Regions from separate parts of the Homo sapiens genome. Here region 1 is linked to region 2. The links are chromatin loops, found by intact Hi-C in ENCODE. Cell type or tissue: dorsolateral prefrontal cortex. All regions are shown on one strand. Links, peaks and the distances in the headings refer to the core of each region. The heading gives the core; the rest is flanking DNA.

The links. A loop is a pair of places that touch in the nucleus more often than their neighbours do. Peaks named below come from ENCODE experiments on the same cell type or tissue, not always from the same donor. Only the 100,000 strongest peaks of a DNase experiment are listed, where the experiment ranks them.
Region 1: it touches region 2 in a loop (4-fold over the local background); 9 of 110 quality-filtered maps call a loop at or near these places.

Annotation. Positions count from the first base shown.
Region 1 is chr20:24,997,718-25,003,102 of GRCh38, forward strand. No RefSeq gene overlaps it. Among named protein-coding and RNA genes, the nearest start is that of APMAP, 7.7 kb to the left of the region's middle. In dorsolateral prefrontal cortex, for the core only: a CTCF peak has its summit at 2,727; a DNase peak (open chromatin) is centred at 2,644; H3K27ac peaks cover 1,664 bases.
Region 2 is chr20:25,611,790-25,617,174 of GRCh38, forward strand. NANP (N-acetylneuraminic acid phosphatase) reads right to left here. Exons shown (of 2, transcript NM_152667.3): 2 at 1,146-4,792. The coding sequence ends at 4,136. Among named protein-coding and RNA genes, the nearest start is that of NANP, 9.5 kb to the right of the region's middle. In dorsolateral prefrontal cortex, for the core only: no CTCF peak of the experiment used is centred there; no DNase peak of the experiment used is centred there.

The DNA of each region.
Region 1 (5,385 bases), core at 144-5,143, 610 kb before region 2:
GTTAAGTTTTGGGGGAGTCAAATGTTATATGTGGATTTTCAGCTGGACTGGGGGTTGGCACCCCCAACCTCCACTTTGTTCAAGGGTCAACTGTAATCATTTCCATTTTGATGATTCCTGTCCTGCTTTTTTTTCTGTTGAAAAAACTTATGCATATTTGTAAGAGTTCAATGTTTCTTTGGCTCTCAGTAATGAAGAGATGTGTTGTTTGGGTGAGGTAATGTCCTTCTTTAGGAAGGAATTGGCCCAATGTGTTTGTTCATGCAGAAGGCTGTGTGGCAAAAGTTTGGATCTACAGGAACAGAGAGACTAGAAAACCCAAGATTAACCAACTGATGGCTCTTGCCAGAGAAGTTCCACCCTGTTGCAAAAGAAGTTGGCAATGTTAGTTATCTCAAAAGGTTTCCAAACTCAGGTGCGTACTGGTAACGTCCTAGGGTATGGAACACCCAGCTCCCTTCCATCTACTAGTTCTGGGTTTGTTTAGGATAGGCTTCTTGCCCTCTAGCTTGTCACCTCCATAGCCAGGGGTGGCTCCCTGTGGTCCAGTTCCATGGGCACTAACCAACAACTTTTCTTGTATCTGGAATAAAGACTGGCACAGGTGGGAGCCTCAGTTTCACGATTAGCAACAGCCACTGGAACAGAACAAAGTGCAAACTCAGGCACCCACAAGTGGCAAGTTTGGGGGGTAATGGCATTCCTGTAGGATGGCTGATAGGGAGCAAGTTGACAGGGAGACCTCCACTCTCCCATGGCCTTAATAGAAGGAGAAGCAGCAGCTGGACAACTGAACAAAAGCATGACTCTTCTCCCCCAGACGGATAAACTGAGCCTATCTTCTCTGTTTCTTCCCTTTCTGCCCTCCAGAGAGCAGGGTGGGTGAGGACACCCTCATTTCCTCACTCTGATGCTTGTGAGCCAAGGCAGCAGGCAGGAGGATTTTCGTGTCCCACATAGTTCTTGCCTTCTTCATAGGTCTGCCCTGTGCCTTCATAGCAGTTTATTCCCCTCCCTCCACTGCAGAACTCCAGAGCCTGAGCCAGCGCCTCCATTCCCTGCCTTTCTCCACCAGGCCAAAGCTCTGTTCTTCCCACACATCAGCTAGGTCAGTGTGACGTCTGTTCACTCTTCATTCTACAGATACCACTGGGCACTTTCACATGCTGGGCACTGCTATAGGCACTGGGGATTTGGATTGGTGTTATTCGCCGTGTTTATCAGTATGTGACTGCAGACGCAAGCTCTGAACACTCTCGCTTTCACTTCAGTAAGTGTCACAGAGCTCCTAAGTCTTTATAGGGAAGCAAATCATTTATGAACTCACAGGAGGAAGGTCTCCTGAACTCAGTAACTGACTTAAAGCATTTGCGTTTTCTCAGGGGCCAAGTTTCTCGCTCCACTCTTTGTTTACATGCACACACCAGAGAGGCAACCCTAAGGAGATGAACACCTTCTCCTTCCCTTCCCATGGCTCAGGTCCTGCTTCTCCAGTTTCCTTCCTCCGAGTGCCCTATGCCAGGAGGCCATGACAGTGTTGGGCTCCATAATGAGAGTGTGGGTACCTTCACAATGGCAGCAACTGGACTCAGAGGCATTCCATGGAAGGGAAAAGGAGCTGCGTATGCCAGGCAGCAGAGGCAAAGGCTTCAACCGGGCATCATGAATTGTGGCTGTGCTTTATAGTGTCACCCCAGAGGGGCTGAACTTTAAGACAGTGGCTCTCAACTTTGGCTGCATGTTGGAATCATCTGGAAAGATGCCTACGTGACACCCCAGAAATTCTGGTATCACTGGTCTGGGGTACTGCTTGTGCATTGGGAGTTTTAAAATACTTTTAAAAACTAAATTTGCAACAGATTAGCACTTTAAAAGCAAATAGGAAATAGAGAAATACGTAGAGCATTCCAATTTGGGGAACCTGAGTCCAGTGTCTCTGAGACTGGAGACCTTGGAGAATCACTGCCACCACCAATTTGTACTGGGGACCTGAGGGACTGCCCGCCTGCAGAAGACACCTGAGAGGCAGCTCTGGGCTGGGAGGGGCTGCAGGGATGCAGGTGAGACGCTGACGAAACACCCCTCTCCTCTGCTGGGCTGGGACTCTGCAAGGCTGTGATTTAGCCATGGGACACAGATTATGATCAGGAATGGGTGGGGGTGGCATCTGAAATGCTGATGTTTTGTATCATGACCTTGGAGGGGGTTACCTGGGTTTTGTTTTATATCAGCTTGTTTAGCTGCATATTTATGTACACTTTTCTATGTAAGTTTGTACACTTGTACACTTTTCTGTATAAGTTTGTTATATTCCATCCCCTCCCCAAAAGTCTAAAAAATAAAACAAAAACAAAAACACCTGTTGCCTAGCTTGAAAGTTCTCTCTATCCAGGTCCCTATCTTAAGTTGAAATAAAACTTAGGCTTAGTCAGTGATCTCCAAACACTGGTTGACTGGACCAGGGCCTGGCTGACTGTGCAAAACACCTGGGGAGTTGTTAGAATTTACAGATTTGAAGACCCCAGCCTCCTGAGAGTGGAAGGAGTTGAAACAGCATGGGACTGGGAAAAAGCACTGGACTAGAAGTAGGGTTTGCTTCTGGTTTGAGCTGTGAGGCACACTGTGGGCTGCCTGCCAGCATCATGTGCCTCTTCTGACATGCTGGCAGAACCTGTTTTTGTTGAGATAAACGTCCTCCACGTGGGCCAGTGTTCTAATGGAAGTGAGTGCCAGGGTTAGAGGTGGGTTCCGGTTGGTCTAACCCAGTGCTTCCCAACCAAGGGCCATTTTGTCCACCAGGGGACATTTGTCAATGTCTGGCAACAATTTTTATGATCATGACTAGGTAGGATGCTACTGGCATCTGTGGGGGGAAGGCCAGAGATGCTGCTAAACATCAGTGGAACATTATGCAATATTTTCCATTTAGATGATGACTAATTAGATAGACTCACACTCCCAAAGGGGACAACAATGAACAAAATATTTAAAGCATTTGCTTGAAGAAATCGGAGAGCCTGAAACTGGTGTGGAATTGCTGGACCAGGATCTGGGAACAACAGAGACCCAGGATGATGAGCCTGGTGTGTAACCACTTTTGTTTTTTTACACAAGGTCTTGCTCTGTTGCCCAGGCTGGAGTGCAGTGGCACAATCAGGGCTCACTGCAGCCTCAGCCTCCCAGGTTCAGATGATCCTTCTGCCTCAGCCCTCTGAGTAGCTGGGACTGCAGGCATGTGCCACCATGCCCAGCTAATTTTTTTTTTAATTTTAGTAGAGATGTTTAGTAGAGGTCTATGTTGCCCAGGCTGGTCTCGAACTCCTGAGCTCAACCAGTCCTCCTGCCTTGGCCTCCCAAAGTGCTGGAATTACAGGTATGAGCCACCGCACCTGGCCTTGTAGCCATTTTTCCCCTGGGTGTGTATGCAGCCTCCACAGGAGAAAGTTGAGATGCCAAGCCATATTTCTTTTTTTTCCTTTTCTTCTTTTTTTTTTTTATTATACTTTAAGTTCTAGGGTACATGTGCACAATGTGCAGGTTTGTTACATATGTATACATGTGCCATGTTGGTGTGCTGTACCCCTTAACTTGTCGTTTACATTAGGTATATCTCCTAATGCTATCCCTCCCCCCACCCCACAACAAGCCCCAGTGTGTGATGTTCCCCACCCTGTGTCCAAGTGTTCTCATTGTTCAATTCCCACCTATGAGTGAGAACATGCGGTCTTTGGTTTTCTGTCCTTGCGATAGTTTGCTCAGAATGATGGTTTCCAGTTTCATGCATGTCCCTACAAAGGACATGAACTCATCCTTTTTTATGGCTGCATAGTATTCCAAGGTGTATATGTGCCACATTTTCTTAATCGAGTCTATCATTGATGGACATTTGGGTTGGTTCCAAGTCTTTGCTATTGTGAATAGTGCCACAATAAACATACGTGTGCATGGGTCTTTATAGCAGCATTATTTATAATCCTTTGGGTATATGCCCAGTAATCAGATGTCTGGGTCAAATAGTATTTCTAGTTCTAGATCCTTGAGGAATCACCACACTGACTTCCACAATGGTTGAACTAGTTTACAGTCCAACCAACAGTGTAAAAGTGTTCCTATTTCTCCACATCCTCTCCAGCATCTGTTTTTTCCTGACTTTTTAATGATCGCCATTCTAACTGGTGTGAGTTGATATCTCATTGTGGTTTTGATTTGCATTTCTCTGATGACCAGTGATGATAAGCATTTGTTCACGCGTCTGTTGGCTGCATAAATATCTTCTTTTGAGAAGTGTCTGTTCATATCCTTCACCCACTTGTTGTTGGGGTTGTTTGATTTTTTTCTTGTAAATTTGTTTAAATTCTTTGTAGATTCTGGATATTAGCCCTTTGTCAGATGGGTAGATTGTAAAAATTTTCTCCCATTCTGTAGGTTGCCTGTTCATTCTGATGGTAGTTTCTTTTGCTGTGCAGAAGCTCTTTAGTTTAATTAGATCCCATTTGTCAATTTTGGCTTTTGTTGCCATTGCTTTTGGTGTTTTAGTCATGAAGTCTTTGCACATGCCTATGGGCTGAATGGTATTGCCTGGGTTTTCTTCTAGGGTTATTATGGTTTTAGGTCTAACATTTAAGTCTTTAATCCATCTTGAATTAATTTTTGTATAAGGTGTAAGGAAGGGATCCAGTTTCAGCTTTCTACATATGGCTAGCCAGTTTTCCCAGCACCATTTATTAAATAGGGACTCCTTTCCCCATTTCTTGTTTTTGCCAGGTTTGTCAAAGATCAGATAATTGTAGATGTGTGGTATTATTTCTGAGGGCTCTGTTCTGTTCCATTGGTCTATATCTCTGTTTTGGTACCAGTACTATGCTGTTTTGGTTACTGTAGCCTTGTAGTATAGTTTGAAGTCAGGTAGCGTGATGCCTCCAGCTTTGTGCCAAGCTGTATTTCTAACAGCTCTTTGTGAATGAGTGAGTTCAGGGACATATTTTATAAGATTCCTCCTGAGTCCTGAGATGCAGCCCGAGTTGTCTGTCACACCAGCTGACTCAGTCAAATACTTGTATTGGTTCTTGCTCCTTCCCTGTTCCATACCCCTCATTCCTCACATTTGTTCCTAGAATCACATCCGTAAGTAATGTACCTGCATGCAAGCCTTTATATCAGGCTCTGCTTTCCAGGCAACCCAGGCTAAGGCAGCAAGAGATACAGAAATTAGAATTGTGAGAAATTTCATCATATGGGAAGTTGGGGTCCTCAACAAAAGAAGAGAGAATAGGCAAAAATGATATTTAAAGAGATAATGGTTGAGATATTTCCAAAATGATACAGACATCAATACAGATCTAAGAAGTCCTGCAGAACCCAAGCAAGATTAAAAAAAAAAAGTCA
Region 2 (5,385 bases), core at 324-5,323:
CCCGTCTAAAAAAAAAAAAAAAAAAATCAAGCTCTTGGAAATCTTTAAAAGGTATGATAGTAGAGGGAAAAATCATAGAAGGATTGGAAGGTAAAGTTGAAGAAACAGAGTAACAGAGATGGAAAAATGGGAGTGAAAAGATAAAGTGGAAGGTCAGTAAAGGAGTTCTAACATCTGAATAACAGGGATAAGAGAAACCAAAAAAAATCAGAAATCATAAAGAGAAATCAGAAAATAAACAAAGGGAGGCAATTATCAATGAAGTCATTAAATTCCCCAGGACCAAGAAAATATGATTTTGATTGAAAGGGTTCAGCGTGCCAAGCACAGAGGATGGAAACACCCTCTCCAAGGCATGTGATCATGGACCACTGGAGGAAAATAAGGTTCTAAGAGTTACAAGAGAGAAAGAAAGTGGTCACATACAAATGGCTGCTAGACCACAGACCAATGCCTTCAAAATTTCAAGTAAAAATGTTATCGAAATACACACTATTAAAACTATCAATGATGGGAGAAGAGAATAAAGATATTTTCAGACATTTCAGATCTCAAAACTTTTACCTCCTACACACGTTTACAGGGAACCTACGCAAGGATGCATGCCACCAAAAAGAGGGAATAAGTCAAAATAGGAATACACAGGACACAGAAAATAGGAAATTTAACATAAGAGGCAAAGAGAATCACCAGGGTGGTGGTATGCGAAAGTCAATGGAACTACAGAGATCTCGCACATGGCTGAGACCATGAAGGTATTATGTTCCTAACACAAATGGCTTAAACACAAGCTGCATGACTCTTAGATTATCTGAGCAAGAATGCTGTTTCCTAAACTGAAATACAGAAATTAAAAATCTGCCTGAATTCAACTGATTCTATATAGTCTTATACACTTCTATATGCAGGTATACATGAAGCTGGTAACAGCACTGGCCTTGGCTGGGTGACATGGCTCATGCCTGTAACCCTAGCACTTTTGGAGGCTGAGGCAGGTGGACTGCTTGAGCTCAGGAGTTTGAGACTAGCCTGGGCAACATAGCGAGACCTTGTCTCTATTTTTAAAAATAAAACAAAAACTAAACAGTAGTGGCCTTTAGGGCAAGTGGGTTGTGGGCCCCTAGCAAAGAGATGAGGAGAATGACTTTTCACCATTCACCCTTTTATTTTTTTGACTTGTGTACTACAAGTAGTACTTGTTCAACAATGAATATATTCCCTAATTCAAAAAAGAATGGAATGAAAAATATCATCACACGTAACAAGAATGTTTTATGAAAATTAAACATATAAAACTGGATCCCATACACATATTAATGTTATACTATAAAATGTTATATTTATATTTATTTATATACATGTGTTATATTTATATTTATATATAGTTACAGTGTTATCTAACACTATAAATGTGTTAAAGAGGTTATGATAGAAAATGTTTCTTACTGAAGGTTGCAAAGAAGTTTGAAAGCAATAAACCAAGAACTTTGGTAAAGACCTGCTTTCCTACAATACTGAGCATCCACTGGGTCCTGGGCACTCCCAGATCTGAGATGTTCGTGCCTTGTATGTGGAGGTGCACATGGAACCAAACCTCCCCACCAGGTGCTGGTATTCCAGGTGCAGTGTCCATTCATGTCTGTTCTAGGCCCACCTCTGTAAGCAGTGTTAGGGAGGGCCTCTGGCTTTGTGTGAGAAGGCCACTACAGGGAAACTTTGAAAAAAAATAAAGATGACAAAACATCACCCATAATTTTAAGGAATATTATTCTAAAACAAAAAATATTAATAAAATCATAGGTTTATTCCAATATTTTAAAATATTTTCTGTAACATTCCACTCAGAAGGTAGATAACCACAAAGTTCTTCCCTAAGGAAGGGTGCAAATGGAATGTAATACATTACTGTACTCTGTAGAATACAAACTGTGAAGACAAGGAAATTTAATTATTCAATTTTTTCCTTCTACATCATTTCTGCTGGAGAACTGCTCACTTAACATCCTAGAAGCTATCCTGTTGAGATTTGCTACCATGATACAGGAGTGATGAACCTTCACTCTCAGCATAATGAATGTGACACTGCCTACATCCATCCTGTGGGAGAGTTAAAAGGACAAGCCCCCTGCAGCACACGCCAACCAATCTATCAGAGCAATCATGCATGTGACTACTTCTGCCAAAATCCTCCAACTTAATTTTTAAATAGCTAAAATATGATCAAGGTCATATGGGTACTGCATTTGAAACTACAAACATCCTCTGTTCACAAATGTTCACTGTTATAGCAACAGCACTTTGGTACAGTCAAGGGCACAATCACATTTTTAAAAATCTAGAGCGAAAAGTAAACACGAAAGGGCATTTGCATGAGGCAGAGAATTCTGTTTCTTGGCAGTAGACAGAAAACTGGCTAAAGAAATAGGCTCACAGATAGGTACAATCTACAATTTGATTCTCTGAGTATTAGTCTTGAAGACATAGCTATACACATCCCAACATATAGCCTACTATTTTACATTAGTAGTTTCTTATATAACAGTTGGAAGAAAAACATATCAAAAACCAACCTAAATCATATTTATTAACCACTTTAATAAGCCCCTTTATACTTTCTTTTTTTTCAACCACTTTACTCCAGGTTTGGTTAGTATAATCATGAGACTGTCTAGCCTAATAGTCTAGAGAAAATTCTCCGGTTCCAAGACGATGCCTTGCTATGTAGCCATTAATTATTAAGCTCCTGGTAAACCCTGAATTAGATATAGAAATTTGCAAAACAATGATATATTTCCAAGAATGTGAAAAACAGAGGAAATTTAAGGCAGATGGTAACTCTAAGAAGAGTCACACGAGTATTAAATTGGCCCTCAGGAAATGGCTCATAGCAAAATCTAATTTTCTATCAGATGAGGGGGCCAGGCACAGTGGCTCATGCCTATAATCCTAGGACTTTAGGAGGCTGAGGTGGGAGGATCACTTGAATCCAGGAATTCGAGACCAGCCTGGGCAACATGGCAAAATCCCATCTCTACAAAAACACACATTAGCTGGGCGTGGTAGTGTGTACTTGTAGTCACACACACCCTTGGGAGGCTGAGGTGGGAGGATCACTTGAGCTCAGGAGGCAGAGGTTGCAGTGAGCCGAGATGGTGCCATGGCACTCCAACCTGGGCGACAGAGATCCCATTTCAAAAAAAAAAAGGAACAGATTGGGGGCTGCATTGTTAGGCTACACTGAGGAAATGTTCCTCTTATGGATCCACAGAAGAAAAATGACTTTTAGTGCCACGTGCCTTGCAATTATCTCTAGCAAAACAGCCTAGCTCCCTCAACCCCACTGTGTGTCTGGGAAAAGACAGTAAAAACATTTCCTTGAGAGGTGAAGACTAAAAGGAAGCTACCGGCTCACTGTGCACAGGTGAGAAAATGTCACGGTAAAGGAGCACCATGTGTTGATTTTAACAGCTTTTTCTAACTGGAGGAATCTGTCACATGCCATAGAAAAATTGCTCCCTGCCCTCTGAAAAAAAAAAAAATGTCATACAGAAAAATCAGGTTCATAAAAGAAAGTATACATCCAAAGTAGGCAAAAACTATGGTTTATGTTTTCAAAATATGCAAAATAATTTCACTATATAATACCTTGATTTGCATGTGACTTAGTACTTATTTCATATTAACCAGATTCACTTGCTTTCATAAATCTGTGTTTTAGAAAATCTATTTTTTAAAAATATCTATTTTTAAGCCAGAAGATAAACCTTACATTTGTGCATCCATGTGTAAAGCAATCCTGCTTGGCATTATGCAGCCAAGATACTAAAAGATTAATAACATAATTTTAAAAAGCTCCAGATACAGACTAACAAATAATATATTTCCTTAAATTTTCTGGGCTATACTACTGACCTGAATTCATGCAATCTGAATTTTCAGATATAAGTACCACTCAATGGTTGGTTGTTACAACTTAGAAGCAATAGGGTTGGGAAGACCTTCAAAATATTGGCCATTAAATCATAAGTAAAATTATTCTTAGAGCTGGATTATCATAAGTGGAGTGCCCTAACTTTTCTTATTTCATACTCAGCAAATTGATTCTAACATTCATAATCATGCCCTTTTATGTGCTTTAAGTGGACATACTGACTTTGCAGTCTATACTTTGTAAGAGAGCAGGTAACTCTAGCACAGAAGAAACCATGTAATGCGGAACTGGGGAGGACTTCAGTGGCACTATTCCATTTTTATTGATCCAGACTGTTGCTTTCAATCCTGCATTGAGGCCTCCTTGGATGTCGGTTTCTAATGTGTCACCGACCATCACACAGTCCCCAGGTTGTACTCCGAGAAGATTGCAGCAGTAATAAAATATGGACGGTGCTGGTTTCTCCTCTCTCTGCTCTCCACCTACAACAACAGCGTCAAAATAGGACTGACAGGCACAAGCCTCAATCTTCTCCCTCTGGGTCTGTCTGTCCCCATTCGTTAATAGAAGTAGGCGGACCTCCTTTCGAAGTTCAGTAAGCATGGCTTTGACGTCTTCTGCTAGTGTCATATGCTGTAAACGTGTAGATTTCCAAAGGAAATAACATTCTTCAGCCAATTTTCTATTGGCTGCACCACCTTTTGTTTCCTGGATTGCTTCTTCCCAATGTGAAGTCCTTAAATCAGTAATGCATGTATTGTAAGGATGAAAACATTCCTTGCTGAGTTTAACTTGAACTTTATCACAGATGATTTCAGCCTCTTCTTTATAATGGTATTTTGATTGTAAGAGTTTTATCACCTAAATAATGGAAAATAACTCCATTAACACATTGCATGTCTTTAGTAGTCATGCCCTAGGAAGCTGTGATCCTACAAGTGGCTGAGAGAGTCCAACTCCACTCCTCTGCTTTAAAGCAGCTACTAACTACACCGTTTCTGGTGGGAATTGGCCTTATTTTTAGAGACAACAAAGTGAGGCTCTCCCAACTGCTCTAGAACTCACTCATTTTTTAAAGCCAACTTCTTCATATATAGCTAGTAACAATCCTTTGTTTGGTAGTTTAGAGTCCAACATCTTTCATTCTGGTCATGAAGATATGAAAATAAAACTTGTGCTTTTTGGGCCGGGCATGGTGGCTCATGCCTGTAATCCCAGCACTTTGGAAGGCCAAGGTGGCAGGATCACTTGAGTTTAGGAGTTCAGGACCAGCATGAGCAACATATCGAGACCCCATCTTAAAAACAAAACAAAACAAAAACAAAAACTCGTTGTACTTATTTTTGGTAAAACATTTAAAATTTCTGACAACCACTATTTAGACTATCATCAGAAAAAAATAACACTTAGTTCATCTAATCTTTTCTCATCTACATCCATTTCACATTTTGAAG